Linked DNA regions of Homo sapiens: region 2 is linked to region 1. Evidence: read pairs that join two places in POLR2A ChIA-PET (ENCODE). Cell type or tissue: K562. All regions are shown on one strand. Links, peaks and the distances in the headings refer to the core of each region. The heading gives the core; the rest is flanking DNA.

Region 1 (7,779 bases), core at 1,100-6,099:
GAGATTCTCAATAAATCTTATATGAAGGGAATATAAATAGAGTAAAGGGATAAAAATGGAATAAAGCCACCAGCAATGCACAGATGTTATTTATTTTAATAATTTCTGATAGCATGGCACAAAGAATTAAACTTATTTATTAGTGCCTTTTAATTTTTATAAATATTGAGGATGTTTTAGCTCCCAACATTTTTCTTTTACCTGTGCTTTATAATTTTAATATATTTATAATACTATTAAGTGATTGAGACAAGTTCTGGAAGTTTCTTGATGACACAAATTTGTTTCCCTCTTTTCTATATTGCCCTCTTTAGGCAGGTAAAAGTGATACTGGCTTTGAGCTTTCTGCTTCATTCACATTTGGGTTTAAAATTTTTCTAGTTTTCAATTTCTAAAGGAAATGGCTTGTTGTGGGACTATAAATTCTTAGTTTAAAAATACACTAGATTTTCATGGATGGAACATTTTAATTTCATGGCTAAAATGCTGACTTCAAAGTTTAGCTTTTGAGATGATTAGAACTCTTGTAAGTGCAAGAGTTATATCATGAGTGCTTCCTTGGATGGATACTTCTAACTTCAATGGCCTGATTTTTGCCTTTAATATCTTTAATATTTAGAGGAAGTAGTTTGTGATTTTTTTTTAATAAAGAAAGTTTTAAAAAAATTAGTTATCTAAGGTCCTTATGATGTCTGTGGCAAGAAGGAGGTCAGAAGGAAATGGAGTATAATGTTGTAATAAAGAATCAAAATGAACAGTTCACATATGCTGGTATTTGTTCATTTTACTTGTGCAAGAGTGCTGGTCATGTCAGAGGTATTTTGAAACGGTTGGTTCAGTAATTTGGCCTACTGTCTTTTTTTTTTTCTATAACAGTTTTTCTGTTTTCTACTACACCTTGCACATCCACCAATCCAAGACACCCTATAGGTGAGTATTTTTCTAGTTCTCAAATGGCATCACTTGTTCCCAAGCCAGTTGCCGCTTCATTGAAACTAGGCTATATTTTTCTACTCTGAATTATCTGGTATTTGATTTCACAGAGTGTATTTTACTCCACACTTTAAAAGTTACCAGCAAACTGCTGAAGAGCTGTTTTTATATTACAGAAAAAAATCATAATAGTATTAAACTTTTTTTTTTCCTGTTGCTTATACTATAAGAATTTTTAAATGCTATTCTCAAACTCTGTTCTTTTTGAATTTTTATTACAAAATGGGAATTAGAACAGACTGGTTATAAATCTAAAGAAAATATAAAAGTTTATTTTAATATTCTGAGATAACATAGAATAAGGAATTTAAAAGAAAGCTTGTTTTAATAGTGCTTTTTAGTTTTTGTAGAAATTAAGGATGGTTTTCCTCTAAAGACTTAGGAGAAAAATTACAAAAATATTTCATAGATGTTGGTATTTCATGTAGTTAGGTTAATTCTCAATTCATGTAATTATACACTCATAGATCAGAAAGGCGAAGCCTTTTTATTTTTCCATGTTCATCTTAGACTTGCCTGATTTTTTTCCCCAATAGGTTTTCAAATATAAATTTTTTTTTTAATCAAGAAGGACATTTTCCTAAAGGCTTTGGAAGTAAAAAGCTTCGAGATTTTTTTTTTAATTGGATCACTAGGATATCATGTTCAATTTGTTAATTTTGAGAAGATGAGATGAAAATAAGAAATTTTTTGGAAATGTGGACAAATTTCTAAATTTTTTAATGGGGTCAATACAACATCATGTTCAATTTGAGTTCAATATCATGTTAATTTTGAGACAATTGGAGGAAAAAAAGAAACAGAAAAAAACAAACCTCAACTCTTAGAGCTGGTGATGATTGTATGTAGTTCACCCTTGCAAATACAGTTAAGACACCTGTAGTTAACTTCTGACTCTGTCAAATTGTTATCACTTAACCTTCTGTTGCTTTGCTCATCCTCTTTGATACTTGTTAATGGCTAGATGTTCTCAACACATGTTCCTGGAAAATCTAACCTAGAAGTACTAGAATGAAAGGCAAAATTTCATTTTTTTAAAGGCATGTTTTCCTATCTCTCTCATACCCTGGGCATGTATGTGGTAGCTTGCATGGCTGAATTAAGTGATTGGCTTTGTGAGGTTTCTTAGTAACCTATAGCTGGTTAGTCTTTCATATGATCACCTTTGTTTCCTTGCTGACTCTTTCTTGTTTTACCAGCACAGAGTGGGGAACTGGAAAGTGACAAAAGGAGTTGGTCACTGTCTTCCACGTAACCATGCCTGATTTGGGTGGCATGTAATTTTTTTTTTTTTTAAATAAGTGCCTCAGTTGCCTTTGTGCTTCTGCATGGTTCTTTCCTTTTGCCAATATTTATGCTTGTTTTTCTCTTATGAATTTTCTACAAGAACTTTGGAAAAAAATAATCCTTGGATTTCCAAGATCCAGGATAGGAGGGTACGTGTTTGCAGAAAAGGTCAAAATTTGAGAGTCCTGAAGGAGTTGTACTGTACAACTGTTCTGGATTGGTGGATATGCAAATATTAAGGAAGGGAAGGAGCAAATATTACTTTTGATGTGAGTGATCATAACATCTACATTTTTTCCAATTATTATTTGAGCTTCTTTCATCTGGTTTATTATTGAATTGGCAGTACCTTTTATTTTACACAGAAGGTTGAAAGCTGTATAAAATACACTATTTAAAAAATGTATGCAAGTGGTAAGCTTACTCATTAAAGAAAAATAATACTTGATTCTTAGGATAGTTTCCGATAATCCCAATCATTTTAAATATTAAATTTTTCTTTTCTTTTTTTTTTTTTTTTTTTGAGATGGAGTCTCACTGTCTCCCAGGCTGGAGTATAGTGGTGTGATCTCGGCTCACTGCAACCTCCACCTCCCGGGTTCAAGTGATTCTCCTGCCTCAGTCTCCTGAGTAGCTGGGACTACAGGCGTGTGCCACCACACCTGGCTAATTTTTGGATTTTTAGTAGAGGTGGAATTTCACCATGTTGGACAGGCTGGTCTTGAACTCCTGACCTCAAGTGATCTGCCTGTCTCAGCCTCCCAAAGTGCTGGGATTACAGGCGTGAGCCACCGTGCCCAGCTAAATTCTTATTTCTATATCTTGTATATTACATAGGCTAATTGAAATGTGTTAAAAATAAGGGAAAATAAGTCGAGCATTTTAGGAATAGAATTCTCAAAATGGAAGAAAGATTTTTATAATTAAACTTGTTAAAGATAATGAGAAATGTCCTATTAACATGTCAGAATTTGTTGGTGGGATATTAAACTGTTGACTTAATAAGTAAGGGACATTAATTCAGCTTGGCAGCTTACTAATAGCCAACCTGGTCCCTATTGGTGTGTGTTGGCAGAGCGTGATTGAAACTATGGTTAAGACTTTTTAACACCTGAGGAAAAATTCATTCTGTATTTTCTGACAATGGAAGTGTCGCAGAGCTCTTTGCTATCATTTGCTCTTTAGATAAGTTAGAGTATTTTGTGACTATTTTATAAAATATTGAACTAAGATAATGGGAGGAGGTGAATGACTGTTTCAGCAAGTAGTTCATTAATTTTAAGCTCTAGGGTGGTACATCTTGGTTAAAATGATTATATATTGTATGATTTTAGTCAAGGTGCTCAAAAATGTAAACTATGTTGTTGTTCTTTTTGTAAAGTTTACTGATATCACATGAGTGCCATAGGTGTATGTTTATCTCTTTATTTGCAGCATATTTTACAGTGGTGTTTTGCTTTATTATCTTTACATGCTAGATAAGTGGAGCAATTTGATACCTTCCACTGTTAATATATACTGAATAGGAATAATTAAAGGGCAAAACATACTTTTTTTTTTGATAGGGCAAAACATACTTTTTTTTTTTTTGGTGGGGCAAGGGTAGATTGAAGCTGTGTAAGGCTTGTGCATCATATCTTGAACTTAAATTTTGAGGCTGAAACTAATGACCATAATAGGCCTGACATATTTCATGTATTTGGAGATTACTGGGTAGACTTTAGAATAATCAATTTGAGTTGTTTAATGTTGGTTTTTTTCCTTAATTAGATTTTTCGTGAAGCTCGAAGAACAGTACCTAGTATTGTTTACATGCCTCACATTGGGGATTGGTGGGAAGCTGTCAGTGAAACTGTGAGAGCAACTTTTCTGACATTGCTACAAGATATACCATCATTTTCACCTATATTTTTATTGTCTACCTCTGAAACCATGTACAGTGAACTGCCTGAAGAGGTAAGAACTGATTAAATATTTATCTTTCCTTATTATATTGTTCTAAAATAGTTGACTCTGTAAATTGGACACCTTTTAATTATTATAAAATTAATACTGCCAGGGTTTATATCCTGGGTGTAACTGCCTATTAGCTGTATGATGTAGGTAAGTTATTTAAGTTTTAGTTTCTTTTTTGGTATAGTGGTATTCCACAGTGTTGTTATAAAGATTGAGATAATTTATGCTTAGAACAAAACCTGAATTATATATATACAGATTCAGCATCTCTAATTCAAAAATTCAAAACCTGAAACTTCTTTGAGTGCTGACATGAAGCCACTAGTGGAAAATTTGACACCTCACGTGATGGGTTGCAGTCAAAACTTTGTTTCTTGCACAAAATTATTAAAAACATTGTATAAAATTACCTTCAGGTTATGTGTATAAGGTTTTTATAAAACTTAAATGAATTTTGTTTAGACTTGGATCCCATCCCCAAGATAATCTCGTTATATATATATGCACATATTTTAAAATCTGAAAAGGTTTGAAATCTGAAACACATCTGGTCTCAGGCATTTTGGAAAAGGGATACTCAGCTTTCTAAGAAAATTGTGGCTATATCACTATCAGTTATATCCTTTTCATCCTTATCATCTGTGGGGTCATTTGATGAGATTTGACCTTTCAGCCCTTTCATTGATAGCACCATGTTAACTTGAATGTTATTACTAATACACGTATTTTTCAAATCTGAAGTCTAACTTTGAGTTCAGATCTAAGGTAAAATCATAGTTGATTCAGAAAAAAATAGTAGATCATCTTACTTGAGTGAAATTGATTTTTTAAAAATTGTTTTAATACCCTGAGCTTACTAGGTCTTGAAATAGTCTCCTTTAGAAATGCTTAGAAATATTTTCCCCAGGAGACAAAGTAGGAATGATGTTTATATAAAAGATTTACATGTTTTAAGTGCTATAATATAAATCTTGATTATGTAGAATTTTATGGTTAAAGTGTTTGTTTACTGAGTTCTTTTGTGTTTCAGCTTTCATTAGTTATCTTGCTAAAATAGATTTGTATACTTTACTGCTTTTTGTAAGGAAAATATATTAAATGTAGAGTAATTCATTTTTGATTATTCAATATCTGATAGTATAGGAAGATCACTAATCAAAATGTTTATCATAGAGGCTAATAAAGTTTAATAGAATGCTTTATGTAGCAAGAGTTAGAAAAACCAGGGTATTGACTTACTAGTCTTTTGATCTTAGATAAATACTTGAACGTATAATTGCTTCATTTTCATCTATAACATGTGGATAATAACAGACAGGGTCATTGGTGTGAGACAGTATACGTGAATTTCTTTTGAAACCATGGAGCTATTAAATGTTTGGTATTAGTATTATAAAGTAGGAATGCAGCTGAAGTTGAAATTTAGAGGAATGGACTGAACCTGGATATAACCTGGGAGCCACTTTACAAGTTAGATCCTCTTTATCAGTTTTATTCTAATTTTATAAAAAGAAAGAGAAGAGTTAAAATGTGGGATACATGAGGGTTCTAGTTGGGAATATATAGGGAATATTCCCTGAAAATTTCCCTCTATATTGTTTGAAAAATTTCTAAATAAAAGTTTGATGAGCCTAACTTCTTGATAAGCAGTTTTTATTTTACCTACTTCTGTTGCCCATATGCATATGTAATTTTACTGTTGGTTTAGTATTTTAAAGCTAACATTATATCATGTACATTTCCAATGTTATACTGTTGTCATAACTTATAATGGATTCAGAAAGCCCACTGACTAGTAACCTTTTTCAGTATTTATTTACCAATACCCATAATTACTATCTAAAATATTAGAAATTTGCCAGCATTGAATTCTGAAATTTCAGCTCCTTTCCCTCTCGCTTTTGTCTTTATAAGTAGTTTTTAAAGCTATCGTGGATATCGTATTTGTGGGCTGAAGATTATGGGAATTCTCTTTTGATTATATAACATGTTTTATACTAATAGTTTGTAGGAAATTCTCCTCTGTTCCCAAGTCTTAACATTTTATTTTATTTGTTTACTTACTTTTGTAGAGACGAAGTCTCATTATGTTTCCCAGGCTGGTCTTGACTCCTGGTCTCAAGTGATCCTCCTGCCTCAGCCTCCCAAAATGCTGGGATTATAGGTGTGAGCCACCATGTCCAGCTAAGCCTTACAATTTAATTTCAGGTCTACCATTAGAATGCTTGCTTTCTTTTTTCTTTTTTCTTTTTTTTTTTTGAGATGGAGTCTCACTCAGCCACCCAGGCTGGAGTGTAGTGGCGTGATCTTGGCTCACTGCAACCACCATCTCCCAGGTTCAAGTGATTCTCCCGTCTCAGCCTCCCGAGTAGCTGGGATTACAGACACCTGCCATCATGCCCAGCTAATTTTTGTATTTTAGTAGAGATGGGGTTTCACCATGTTGGCCAGGCTGGTCTTGAACTCCTGACCTCAGGTGATCTCCCACCTCGGCCTCCCAAAGTGCTAGGATTACAGGGGTGAGCCACTGCGCCTAGCCTGCTTGCTTTCTTTAGGTCACAAACTAAGATAGTAATCTCTAATATTTAGCACATATTGATAAATATTTGGTGAATGAATGAGTAGCACAGAGAGTTGTAGACCAAGTAGCTGTAGGTTAGCAAGTTGCCAGATCTATGGAAGAAATGAAGTAGAGAGTGGGCAGTACAAAACCAATTCTCAGAGGAAAAAATGGCCTATTACTACAGTTGTACTACTGTACTCCAGCCTGGGCAACAGAGTGAGGCCGTGTCTCAAAAATAAAAGAGAAAATTTAATGTCATGAAAATATGTTTAAATGTATTGTTTTAAAAAATGCAGGTAATAAATCAATGTGTATGGTGTTTATAAAGATATAACTGGAAGGATATACACAGAAATGTTAATAGTAATTATCTGTGGATATAAAAGTTATAGTCATTTTAGTTTTTTATTGTCTTTATTTTCTATATCTTCCATAATAAATAACTATCATTATAATCAGAAAATAAACCTCATTATTCACAGAGGAAGGAGAAAGGAAGTTTTCCTGCTCTATTTTTAAAATAGAAGAAAACCCCAAAATAATTAGTCCTTCCATGATTAGTGTCTTATTAGTGGGACAAAATGACAAGTTCATCTTTTAGAACTTCTTTGACATTCTCTTGTGTCTCTTTGTATATATCCCTCTCTTGTAGTTCAATAGTCCCCACGATAAGTTTGTACTTGTGCATTGGGATACTGGGGAAAACATTAGCATTTCTGTTCATTTTTATTTTTCATATTAAATATTTCATGCATATATGGTTTATAATAAAACTATAAACCATATATACATGAAATATACTGTACTATTAAATATACTATTTTGGTAATAGTATATTTAATAGTAGTATAGCAAAACAGTATATTTAATAGTACAGTATATTTCATGTGTATATGGTTTATAATATATTATTTCCAAGTAGTATATTAGCAAAATAGTATATTTAAATAAATATGCATATAGTAATGAGAATATTTTCA
Region 2 (7,779 bases), core at 1,076-6,075, 210 kb before region 1:
TTTGCCCCCATGTCATCCTAAGAGGAAGTGAGACGAAGAGAAAAAAGATCCTAAACCCTGACCTCTAAACATTTCCAGGGGGGAAGTTCTTCTGGACATCTTACCCTGGGCTTCCTGCTGAAGCCGCCATCATTTACTGAGTCAGCACGGCCGTGTAAGCTGCAGGTCAGGAGACCTGGGCTTGAGCCTGCCTTTGTCACCTACCCCTCTATGTGACCTTGAATAAATCACATCATCTCTCTAAGCCTGTTTTCCTCATCTGTCAAATGCAACATCCCTGCCAACTTCACAAAGTTGTTTCTTCGATGAGTAAATGAGGCGATAGCTCATTTACCCATAGCCTGCCTACCCACAGCCCTCCAGGGATGCCTGGCAGGCGTCTCAGCTTAGCATGGTCTACATACAGCTCCTGATGGCCATTCCATTGTCTAATCCAGCTCCTAGCAAATGGCACCGCTGGTCCCCTCAGTGGCTCAGGCCACAAACTTAGGAGTCATCTATTCTTCTTTCCAGTTCTTGTCTATCAGTGAATGCCTCCTAAGTGGCTTCTGTGTCTGCCCTTGCTCCCTACAATCCACTCCACCCAGCAGCCAGTGCTCTTGTAATAACATAAATCGCACAGTGGCTCATCCCTATAAACCCAGCACTTTGGGAGGCCGAGGTAGGTGGATTGCTTGAGCCCAGGAGTTGAAGACCAGCCTGCCCAACATGGCAAAACCCCATCTCTACTAGAAACACAAAAATTAGCCAGGCATAGTGGCCGCCTGTAATCCCAGCTACTCAGGAGGCTGAGGCAAGAGAATTGCTTGAACCAGGGAGGCAGAGGTTGCAGTGAGCAAATATCACACCACTGCACTCCAGCCTGGGTGACAGAGACTCAGTCATAAATAAATAAATAAATAATCAGATCCCATCTCCTCTCTGATTAAAACTCTCCAATGGCTTGCTATTGCAGGGTTTTTTTGTCTGTTTTTGTGTGTGTGTGTGTGTGTGTGTGTGTGTTTTGTTTGTTTGTTTGTTTGTTTCCAGATCCATGGTATTCAGTCAATACCATTGCAGTTTGAATAAAACTCCAAGTCCTGATCATGGCTAAGGAGTCCACCCAGTCGGCCCCCTACCCACCTCACCTCAAATAGCTCTCCTTCAGCCACGCCGGGCTCCTTCCTATTCCTCAAAATCATCAAGTCTGTTGCTGCCTCAGGGCCTTTGCCCTTCCCATTCCTCTGCCTGGAAGGTGACTCCTTGTCATTCTGGTTTGATGTCACCAGCTTAAATGTCACCTCCTCCAAGAGGCATTCCCTAACCTCTCACCTCTCTCAGTTGTACTTACCGCCTGCTATATTTTCATTTAGTTCCTGCCTCTCCCTACAGGAATGTAAGCTCTCTGAGAGCATGAACTCCACCTTTTATTTATCATGGTGTTTCCAGTACCTAGAACAAAGCTTGGTATACAGTAGGTGCTTAGTATATATCCGTTGAAGCAATAAATGGCCATGAAGACCCTGTGTAAAGTGCTGTTTCTTTGGAAGAAGCTGGGCTCTTTTCTCATCGTTTGCTGGGGGCTGGAGGGAGTGGAGATGACATGGCTTCACCCATTTCCACATCTTGCAGGACACCCCAGCAGGCTCTTGTGAAGGGAAGGTCTCCCCAGATAAGGGTTTATCACACTTTGCACACTCTTCCTACCCACAGGGGAAAACCACACTGGGGGCAGGATGATTCTTTTCTGACATTTGTGTGAACATCATTTCAGCTTCCAGAAAACTTTAAGAACAGGCAGAATTCAACGTGACAGTCCCCCTCTCCCCCTAATGGGGACTCTTGTATCCCCCAAAACAGGCCTAGCAAGTTTTTAGAACTTTAGAAAGAACTTCCAAGTGAAGCCAGGGATATGATCCCATCTTGCCGTCTTGAGGATGACAGTTTTACCGAAAGTCATAAAAGCCCGGTACAGCTGTACAGTGAGCTGTACAAGGAGAAGCCCCTTGGGAGGGGCGGCTCCGGGCGAGGGGCGCAGCCCTGCTATCTCTAGCTGCGTGACCCAGGGCAGGGCACCTCGGTCTCCTTGGAGTGACCGGGGCTGCCACCCCTCGGAGAGTCGTAAGAGGATTCCACGCCGGAACTTCATCAGCAATGCGAGTGTTTCCCTCTTGCTGTTAATCTCACCCTGAATTTCTAAGTTTCCCTGGGAAGTGAGAGTCCCCGGAGAGCCCCTTCATCTCACCTCACTTTCTTGTGGGATGCAATCCTGTGCTCCCAGGTGCCTCGTAGGAAGCCCTGAACAGGCTGGGGGCTGAGGTGGTCAGGGGAGGCCACAGAATGCCCTGGGCACGAGCAGGGAGCAGGCGCGTTCAGTGAGGCCCAGGAAGCCCCAGGCCCCTTGCTCCGTCCAGCACAGCCCCACTGGCCAGCACGGCCCGGCGGCATCGGGCAAGGGACAAGGGGCCCCGAAGACCCCGCCGCTCCCACCTGCCCTCCTCCCTTCTTGTCGGAGCCCATGGCCAGGACCTTCCCTGAGGCTGCCTCCAAGGGGAGCCTGGTGCCTGGGCGAGGCCAGGGTCTGGGAGGGAGGCCGAGGCCACAGCAGCTGCCTGAGGTCGGGAAGGACGCAGCCTCCCCAGGCGCTTCAGAAAGCCCTGCCTGCCCAGAGCTCGGGGACCCCGGGAGGACCTGCGGTGGCACGGACAAGACCCCTAAGCCGGGAATCAGGACAGCAATGACCACGCATCCCCAAGTTACTTCCTTGGCTAGGGCTAGGCTTCCCGTCCTAGTCTCTTTCCGGCGCCGGCACCTACCAGCCTCCCCGCTCCCAGCCGTGTAACCCCGCGAGGGCAGCCCCTGAGCTGGCAGGTTTGGGCCGAGCCCCTCCGGGCTGCCCCCAGCTGGAAAAGGGGCTGCGAGGCGACGCCCTGGAGCTCCCCGAGGACGCAGCCCCTTCCCGGTCCCCGCCGCCCCGCTCACCTCTCGCCCTCGCTTGGCGCTCCCCGGGCCGGGCTCTGGGGCGTGCGGCTCCGGCTGCGGGGACCCCTTGGCGGCTGGTGCAGGGGGCGCCGCCATTGCCACCGCAGCGCCGCCCGCGGCCGTTGCCCTCGGGGTTATCGCCCTTGGGAGGGGCGGTTCTGGGCTAGGGGCGCGGCGCGAGTGGCTGCTGGCAACGCGGGGGAAACGCAGAAACCGCGAAGGGCACCCCAAAGGGAAACAGCGAAGAACCAAAATCCGCGGGGGGAAAGGCCCGGCAGGCCCTCAGGACCGTTCTCCTTGGGGTGGATCCCCGGGGGCGTGAGCGCCCGCAGACGGCGGCCCTGCGCGCTAAGGGCTCCGCCAGACCGCTGGGGTGACCGCGGGCAAGCAGCAGCTCCCCTGCAAAATGAAGCAAGAGGCCCGCTCGTTCAGGCTGGACCATGGCTGAACAGGCATTCCGCCGGCTACACATGATGCCCAACGCCTGAAATATACATTGTCGAGTCTCCTATACAGACCACGGGGATGGCCAGTAACTAAGTTCTGGCCAGCGAATAAAAGCAGGTGGCACAGGCCAACATTCCAGAAAAGTCCTTAAAAGGGAAGGGGGGTGACAGCAGGTAGCTAGTCAGCCTCGAAAAGGGCAGGAGAGGGCCACGCTTCCAACCAGGTACGTCAGGCAACCATCAGGCGACAGTCAGGCGGTTGTTATGCTCCCTCTAAAATGATCATTGATCCAGCGGGGCCAGGGAAAGGCAGTCTCCCAATAGATAGAGAAAACCTGAAACTGGTGATCAGCTTCTCGGTAAGATCTCAGGAGCTGGGCAAGTGGGCTTACACAAATTGCGGAGTTTAACTGACATGTGACCCTCGAAGGACACCGGACTGGTAAGGGAAGAACGCCTCCAGTGAGCATGGGTACAACTCCAGTATACACAGTGTGCACACTCCCCTCCCAAGTGCTGGCAGACCACTGCCCATGCAGGCAGGCCTCCCAAGGGAAGAATCAGGGGAGAAGGGATGCAAGACCCCAGAAGTATGCCAATGCATAAGACCCCAGGTCAAAAGGTCAAACTGTGCGCTTCTTTTTCAGGTCACCCGCTTGGCCCTCTTCCAAGTGTACTTTCCTTCCTTCCATTTCTGCTGTAGAGCTTTTTAATAAACTTTTATTCCTGCTCTAAAACTTGCCTCAGTCTCTCCTTCTGCCTTATGCCCCTCAGTGGAATTCTTTCTTCTGAGGAGGCAGGAACTGAGGTTGCTGCAGACCCATATAGATTCACTCCTGCTGACATATTTTGGTGCCACGTGACTCAGATACCTTCCACCAGTAACAGGGGTACACATTAACTAAAAATGCATCATAGACCTAGAATGTAAAACTTATGAAAAAACAGGAGCAAGGGACAGGCACGGTGGCTCATGCCTGTAATCCCAGCTACTCGGCAGGCTGAGGCAGGAGAATCGCTTGAACCCGGGAGGCGGAGATTGCAGTGAGCCAAGATCGTGCCACTGCATTCCAGCCTGGGTGACAGAGGGAGACTCTGTCTCAAAAACAAAAACAAAAACAAAACCAACCAAACACAAAAAACCCAGAAGCAACTCTTCATCATATTGGGCCAGGCAATTGTTTCTTAGGACGCCAAAAGCACAAGCTGGATGAACTACAAAAGTTTTCAAAATGAAAACCTTTGTGCTGTAAACGATTCCAACAAGTGGGTATAAAGACAACCCACAGAATGGGAGAAAAGGGATTTGTATTGGAATCAACTTTCACAACTCAACAATTAAAAGACAATCCAATTCTAAAATGGGCAAAGAATTTGGATATTTCTCTAAAGATATACAAATGAACAGTAAGCACATGGAAATACAAATCGAAACTACAGTGAGACACCATTTCATATCCACAGGGTGGCTGTAATTAAAATGAGACAAGTATTGGGGAGGATGTGGAGAAATCAGAACCCCTATACACTGCTAGTGGGAATGGAAACTAGTGACAGTCCTTTGGAAAAGTTTGGCAGTTTCTCAAAGTAAAACGTGGAATTACCACATGACCCGCAATTCCACTCTTAGGTGTATACACCCTACAGAAATGAAAACATGTTCACATAAAATCTTGAACATGAATGTTCATTAGCAGCATTCATATATATATACATATATATATAATGTGTGTGTGTATATATATATGCCAAAGAGGACACAAGCCAATGTCCATCAGGTTATGAATGAATAAATATAATGTGGTATATCCATACAATGGACTACTGTTGGGCAAGAAAAAGGAATGAAGGACCAATGCATGCTACAACACAGATGAACCTTGATGACAGTATGCTAAGTAAAAGAAGCCAGTCACAAGACTACAAATTGTATTATTCCATTTATGTCAAATGTCTAGAATAGGCAAATAGAGAGTGACAGAATGTACATTTGTAGTTGCTTGGGACTGGGCTAGGGAGTTACTGCTAAGGCATGTGAGGTTTTAGAATGGACAAACATTTTCTAAAGTTAAATTGTGATGGTTGCACAACCCTATAAATACACTAAAAACCATTGAATTGTATACTTTATTTTTATTTATTTATTTTTTTGAGACAGAGTCTTGTTGCCCAGGCTGGAATGCCGGGGCACGATCTCGGCTCACTGCAACCCCCACCTCCCGGGTTCAAGTGATTCTCCTGTTTCAGCCTCCCGAGTAGCTGGGATTACAGGCATGTGCCACCACTCCCGGCTAATTTTTGTATTTGTAGTAGAGATGTGCTTTCACCATGTTGGCCAGGCTGGTCTTGAACTCCTGATCCTCAGGTGATCCACCTCGGCCTCCCAAAGTGCTGGGATTACAGTGAGCCATCGGCCTAGCCTGAATTGTATACTTTAAATGGGTGAATTGCACAGCATGTGAATTACATCTCAATAAAGCTGTTTAAAAGGAAAGATATCTGCTTCTTCCTATTGGCTGAAATACAAATGTGTCGGCTGGTGCTAGTGCAGCTACCCTGAGACCCCAAGTCTACAGAGTGATGAGATTGGCAGATCAACAGTACAGGAATCTGATGATTTTATGAGGTTGATCTACCAGCCCTGAACTGCTTCCCTCTGGACTTTTGCATGGGAAATAAAATTTGACCTTGTAAGCAACTATTATTCTGGATTTTCTGTCACAGCTAAATCTAATCCTAAAGGATACACTACCCAGTTTAGAGCAAGTCATTCCATTTTATATGTCTTAATTCCTTAATCTACAAAATGGGTACATTTTGTTTCCCTGATTGCAAATACAAGGATAGATTAGATAATGCATGTGCTAAATATTTAATTCCTTGGAAATTAAATATAAACTAAAGCCAAAGTTTCTTTAGATAATCTACTTTTACAATTTGTGGGTTTTTTTTTTTTTTCCTTTCTGTGGAGAATAGGATCTTGCTATGTTTCTCCGACTGGTCTCGAACTCTTGGGCTCAAGCTTTATTCCTGCCTCTGCCTCCCTAAGTGTTGGGATTACAGGCGTGAGCCACTGTGTTCAGCTAGATAATCAATCTACTTTCAAGTACATCCTACTGATACGCATTTTTAAAAGGTTTGGAAATATTGCATTCTCAACACTTGTACTTTGTTGTTTATACTACTGCAATTTTAAGTTTGAAAGGCAGCAGGTAAAAACAATTTTAAAAATTAAAAAATGACTGGGCACAGTGGCTTACACCTGTAATCCCAGCACTTTGGGAAGCTGAGGTGGGTGGATCACCTGAGGTCAGGAGTTCAAGACCAGCCTGACCAACATGGCGAAACCCCGTCTCTACTAAAAAAACATAAAATTAGTCAAGCGTGGTGGCGGGCTCCTGTAATCCCAGCTACTTGGGAGGCTGAGGCAGGAGAATCGCTTGAACCTGGGAGGTGGAGGTTGCAGTGAGCTGAGATCGCACCATTGCACTCCAGCCTGGGCAACAAGAGTGAAACTCCATCTCAAAAAAAAAAAAAAAATTAAACAATAACTCTTTTGGACAGCAAAAAATGTAATTATAATAAAAGTCATTTCCCTAACAGTCAGTATTCTATTTAAAGTGATGGTAAGTTCATAATGTAATTTTTAATGCAAAAGACAAATTAGATTTCAATAAAGTAGGATTAAATAACAAAGGCAGCTGCCTTTTAATTAAAACAAGACTAAAAGCTGATATACTAAAAAATATCTGAAAGGATGCACATCAAAATGTTACTAGTAGTTTTTAATTTCTAATTTTTATTTTTTACTTTTTTCTTTTTCTTTTTTTCAAGACAGAATCTTGCTCTGTCGCTCAGGCTGGAGTGCAGCCACATGATCTCGGCTCACTGCAACCTCTGCCTCCTGGGTTCAAGCGATTCTCCTGCCTCAGCCTCCCGAGTAGCTGGGATTACAGGCGCGTGCCACCATGCCTGGCTAATTTTTGTATTTTTAATAGAGACGGGGTTTTACCATGTTGGCTAGGCTGGTCTGGAATTCCTGATCTTGTGATCAGCCCACCTCGGCCTCACAAACTGCTGGGATTACAGGCATGAGCCACTGCGCCTGGCTTTTTTTTTTTTCACTTTTTAAACTATTCACAGGTGTACTACCACTACTGATCAGCATTCGTTCTTGCTCCTTTTCCAATGGGCAACCTGGTAGTCCCCCGTTCCAGTGAGATCACCAAATTGATGCCAAACTTAGTGCAGACACCTGACCGACTGGCAGAGCACACTATACCCCAGAACTTCTGGGCTCAAGCGAGCCTCCTGCCTCAGTCTCCTGAATAGCTGGGACAACAGGCATGCACCACTAGGACCAGTAGTGGTT

What was found. ChIA-PET counts read pairs that join two places held together with the same protein. Peaks named below come from ENCODE experiments on the same cell type or tissue, not always from the same donor. Only the 100,000 strongest peaks of a DNase experiment are listed, where the experiment ranks them.
Region 2: POLR2A ChIA-PET joins it to region 1 with 5 read pairs; 3 of 35 experiments call an interaction of 5 or more read pairs at or near these places.

The regions. Positions count from the first base shown.
Region 1 is chr2:23,794,595-23,802,373 of GRCh38, reverse strand. ATAD2B (ATPase family AAA domain containing 2B) reads left to right here. Exons shown (of 28, transcript NM_017552.4): 19 at 4,051-4,236. Among named protein-coding and RNA genes, the nearest start is that of ATAD2B, 130 kb to the left of the region's middle. In K562, for the core only: no CTCF peak of the experiment used is centred there; no DNase peak of the experiment used is centred there.
Region 2 is chr2:24,005,375-24,013,153 of GRCh38, reverse strand. MFSD2B (MFSD2 lysolipid transporter B, sphingolipid) reads right to left here and starts at 3,069. Exons shown (of 14, transcript NM_001346880.2): 1 at 2,962-3,069. The coding sequence starts at 3,057. In K562, for the core only: a CTCF peak has its summit at 1,763; DNase peaks (open chromatin) are centred at 1,633, 2,043, 2,443, 3,073 and 1 weaker place; H3K4me3 peaks cover 2,551 bases.